Regions from separate parts of the Homo sapiens genome. Here region 1 is linked to region 2. Evidence: read pairs that join two places in POLR2A ChIA-PET (ENCODE). Cell type or tissue: MCF 10A. All regions are shown on one strand.

Region 1 (2,500 bases), 360 kb before region 2:
CTGGGCTCACCGTAACCTCCACCTCCCGGGTTCAAGCGATTCTCCTGCCTCAGCTTCCTGAGTAGCTGAGATTACAGGGACTCGCCCCCACACCAAGCTAATTTTTGTATTTTTAGTAGACATGGGGTTTCACCATGTTGGCAAGGCTGGTCTTGAATTCCTGACCTCAGGTGATCTGCCTGCCTCGGCCTCCCAGAGTGCTGGTATTACAGGTGTGAGCCACCACGCCCTGCCTTCCCTTTTACTTTTAACAGTCTTCTAAGATAAGAATTCTAATCTTTATTTTACAGATGAGGACGTGAGACTCTAAGTCACTTAACTTGCTCAAGGTCTCCAAGCTAGTAAATGTTGAGCTGGGGTTTAACCCTGTCTCTCAGACTCTAAAGTCCACACTTATCACCATGCAACCCTGACTATTGATTTTAGTCAGACTCCTTACCCTGGCTCTCATGACATTCCATGCTTTGGCCCCAGCCTGTTTTTCAAACTATTTTCTTATCATTGCCTACTACGTACTCTGTTTTAACTGTATTGTTCACTGTTCCTGGGGCACTTATTCTTTCAAATGAATTTTAGAATCAATCAAGTGTCAGCTTCCTCTAAAATAATCCCTTCTGAGTTTTGTCTGAAATTTTATTAAATTTGTACATTAATTTTGAGGTATTAAATACCTTTATAATTTTTAGTATTCCCATCCAGAAACATGGTATTTCTGCCAAGTCTATTTTATATACTTTCTGTAGTTTCTTTCCAAATAAGTATAAGTAATATTTCATATTTTCTAGTTTGCTACTACTGTCTATAAGTAGCTTATCAATTTTTTTTTTTTTTTTTTTTTTTTTTGAGACAGAGCCTCACACTGTTCTCTGTTGCCCAGGCTAGAGTGCAGTGGCACGATCTTGGCTCATTGCAGCCTCTACCTCCCGGGTTCAAGTGATTCTCCTGCCTCATCCTCCCGAGTAGGTGGGATTACAGGCAGGCATCACTACGCCTGGCTTATTTTTGTATTTTTAGTAGAGATGGGGTTTCACCATGTTGGCCAGGCTAGTCTTGAGCTCCTGACCTCAAGTGATCCACCTGCCTCAGCCTCCCAAAATGCTGGGATTACAGGCGTGAGCCACCATGCCCAGCAGGTTATCAATTTTTGTGATTTTATTTTCTAATTGGACATCTTCCTGAACTCTCCTAGCTTTTAATTTGATTCTCTAGTTTTCTAGATAGATAATCATATGATCAGACAAATAATATTGTCATCTTTTCCAAATTCTCTTTTCCCTCCATCCCTTCCTTTCTCTCCATCACTGTTCTCTAGTTCTATTGTGCAATGAATTAGAACAACCAGAAGAGGGTTAAATACTCAAAGGTAAAATACCAACGATACTGCAGTAAAGATGGGAACAAGATGAAGAGAATGCCCATATCACTGCTATGATATTTATGAAATTTTTAAAGAATGGAGGTTTTCAAAGCTATATGCAAGCATATGTGATATGTTATCCTTAATAGAGTTAATAATATAATAAGCACTTATCAAATATTTGGTGATTAAGTTATTAGACCTTGGACCAGTATTGAAATGCCAGATTATTTTTGCAGTTCATCAATATAAAATACTAGATGCTGTGTGTGTGTGTGTGTGTGTGTGTGTGTGTGTGTGATATAGGTCTTCCAAGCTATAGAAGTCAAAGAAGTCAAGTAGAGTATCTTCAAGGAGGAAAATTATATGAAAGCTTCATTATAATCAGGTTTCTTATAAAAGGATATGTTGGCAGGAAAGAAGGCTATTTTTTTTTTTTTTTTTTGAGATGGAGTCTAGCTCTGTCGCCCAGGCTGGAGTGCAGTGGCACAATCTCGGCTCACTACGACCTCCGCCTCCTGCATTCAAGCAATTCTTCTGCCTCAGCCTCCCAAGTAGCTGGGACTACAGGCATGCACCACCATGCCTGGCTAATTTTCTTATCATTGCCTACTACCTACTCTGTTTTGTATTGTTAGTACAGAGGGGGTTCCACCATATTGGCCAGGCTGGTCTCAAACTCCTGACCTCGTGATCCACCCGCCTCAGCCTCCCAAAGTGCTGGGATTACAGGCGTGAGCCACCGCTCCTGGCCTTCTTTTTTTGTTTTTATGTATATTATTTTCAGCAACTTTCTTATTCAGAACACTGGCAAACAATAGCTTTTTATTTGCTTGTTTTGTTTTCCCAAACTAGTGGAGGTTCGCATAATATATTTTACCAATATTAGTGCTGTATTCATGTTTTTGTTCTGGTCTTTGTACCCTGTACATTTAAAAAAAATATTGTGTCTTAGATTGTCAGCACCTAGAAGTTAAAGGCTGTACATCTATTTTTATAAACTGGCATATGAAATTAAAAGTCTAATACATGTTTTGATTATATTGGACAAAAGTTATTCAGTCTTTAACATAATTTCTCCAAGTTTAACTTTGATCATCTGTTTTTGAGACCAGATCTTGCTCTGTCACCCAGGCTGGAGTG
Region 2 (2,500 bases):
ACAAAAAAATTAGAGCTAGAATTGGCAGAGGAGGGTAGTTAGCTGGGTAGAGGCTGTGAGGTAGCTAATTCACAGCACGATTCCATGAGATTCCTAGGAATTGGAATGCACTTGCCAACCAAGGCAGCCACACACCTTGCCCTCTGCTGTGGGGCCTGGCACTAGGTCCAGGCAAGTACCCAGCAGCCTGGCTGCAGTATACCAGCTGAGAGGCCACCCTGAGTTCTGCCAAGAGGCTGTGGGGAAGCTGGAGGTCTTCCTGCTGATTCCCTGGCATTGCTGCAGTTTCTTCTTCAACCAAGCCCACAGCTAATGCTGCCAGTGTCAGGATGCCAGAATTTAAAGGGCAGAGAAGTCCTGGGGCGGGGGTCTATCAAGAGGAAAATCTGAAGAAGCTTTGCAGTAAGCCAGCTAGTTCTGTGTAGGCCAGGAAAGCATTTCCTGGTGGATGGGATTTGAGAGGGAGCAGTGTCCAAGGACCTGCTTTGGGATGAAACTGCTCTGGTCTAGAAAGGCTGTCTTCCGTGCAAGTTTAGATGCTGTCTCAGGGAAGCCTTTTGCTTACTAATCTTCCCAGCCCCTCGACACTTTGTCTTACTTTCCTCACAATGGCATAGCTTGGGAAGTGGATTTGAAGCCCCATGGAATCCCACAGTCCCTCTGGAATTTCTGACTTTGAGTGGCCACTGGAGTTCTGGCACAGGCCTCAGACAAGTTTTCCCAGAGGTCTGGGTGGACTCCAGGGATAGCTAAAACACCTTTGGCAGAAACAGATGGGTCGTGAGGGTGGATCCCAGGCACTGAAACAACAGAAAGGGCATCCTAGAATGGTCTAGCGCCGTGACGCCCAAATCTGCCTGTGCTTCAGTGTCCTTTTAAAAGTTGTTTAAAACTACAGAGGCCTGTGTGCTGCCCCTGATCTGCTGAATCAGAATCTCTGAGGCTGGGTGGTGATTTGTCTTTTTAAAGCTCCCCAGGTGATGCTAATGTGCAGGCAGGGTTGGAATCCAAAATGCTTATTCCACAGCTGGGAGGTTGGCCCAGAAAGGTGAGTCACCAAGGCTGGCCGAGCCAGGCCTGGAACCCAAGTCTTCCAGGACCCAGTCCAACCTCACATTCCCCCTGCTGACTGTCAGGCTTCCCTGGACACGGACTGCACTGCCCAGCCCCAGGCTCTCTCACGCCCTCCCGACCTCATGCAGATGCGCATGCTCTGCCCTTCCACGTGTTCATAGTGTGCCTGCTTTCTAACTTGCTTCTTAGGGTCAAAATAAGTGTTTGCTTATTTCTCCAATTCCTTCATTGAATCATAAGGTCAGCGAGGCTGTAGACCACAACAAATCAAACTCCAATAAGCCATAGTTGCAGAACAAGGGCTGTGGGCCCCACAGGATCCAGAGAAACATAAAAGTTGAATCTTCTTCAGAGTAGAAGACAACATAGTATAGTGGGAAGGGAATTGACTTTGGAATCCGTTAAATCAGCTTTGGAATCAGTTTTTGAATCTGAGCTTCAGTTTCCTCATCTGTGCAATGAAACTCACAGGGTTGCAGTGGTCATCACATGAGTTAATGTATGGGAAAAGAACCTGATTTATTATAGGGAGGCTACAGTCAGGATAGGCTGAGCTTCCACTATAACAAACAACCCCAAAATCCCAGTGCATAAAACAAAGCTCACTTCAGGTTGAAGGGGGAGTTCGAAGGGAGGACTCGTTGGTGGTAGACGCTCAGAGGCCCAAACTGCAGAATCTCCACTGTCACCTCAATATCAGGCTTCAGGTTCACAGTGACAGGAAAAGAGAGCATGGAGACTCGTGCTGGCTCTAAAATATTCTCCACCAGAATTGACAAACGTCCTTCCACTCACATTTCACTGGCCAAAGCAAGTCACAAGGATACATCTTACATTGAGGGATATGTGCTCAGAAGGAGAGGAGAGTCAGAAATCTTCGTGAACACTAGTCATGCCCACATTTTATGTAAGGACTTATTACTGTCCTGGTGGCACAGAGATATTACCACACCAAGACTAGATCCTCATCTTTCACAGCTCGCGGCTACCAATGGACAGTTAGCGGTTGTATGAATTCCTCTCCCTTCTGAGTCATTTGCCTTTTTTATAGTCAAATGCTGAAAAGAAACATTTCAGCACACATAAATGAGCAAAGAGAATGAAATTCCATGGTCAAACCTTCCAGTTCGAGGACTGTCCTTTCTTTCAGGGCTCATAACTTCTGTCATATTTCTAAATGGCTTATGCTTGTCAACAATAGTACTTCCTCTGTAAACAATGGAATTTGAAGTATGACATACAAAAGATATATCACTCTTCAATACAAGCTTTTGACTTGGGTGCAGAAGTGGGGTGTGTTGTCAGTGTACATCCTGGGTCCCTGAGCAGTCATTTGCAAAGAGCTCTTCTCTCAGATGACTTCCTCTGGAAACACCTCCATCATTCATACTGGAAGAGCCCTGGCTTTTGGGGGTGCCCCAGCTCT

Evidence for each region. Peaks named below come from ENCODE experiments on the same cell type or tissue, not always from the same donor. Only the 100,000 strongest peaks of a DNase experiment are listed, where the experiment ranks them.
Region 1: POLR2A ChIA-PET joins it to region 2 with 5 read pairs; 2 of 35 experiments call an interaction of 5 or more read pairs at or near these places.

The regions. Positions count from the first base shown.
Region 1 is chr1:165,745,611-165,748,110 of GRCh38, reverse strand. All of the region lies in intron 5 of TMCO1 (transmembrane and coiled-coil domains 1), which reads left to right. Among named protein-coding and RNA genes, the nearest start is that of TMCO1, 22 kb to the left of the region's middle. In MCF 10A, no CTCF peak of the experiment used is centred here; no DNase peak of the experiment used is centred here.
Region 2 is chr1:165,381,883-165,384,382 of GRCh38, reverse strand. No RefSeq gene overlaps it. Among named protein-coding and RNA genes, the nearest start is that of LMX1A, 26 kb to the right of the region's middle. In MCF 10A, no CTCF peak of the experiment used is centred here; a DNase peak (open chromatin) is centred at 1,092.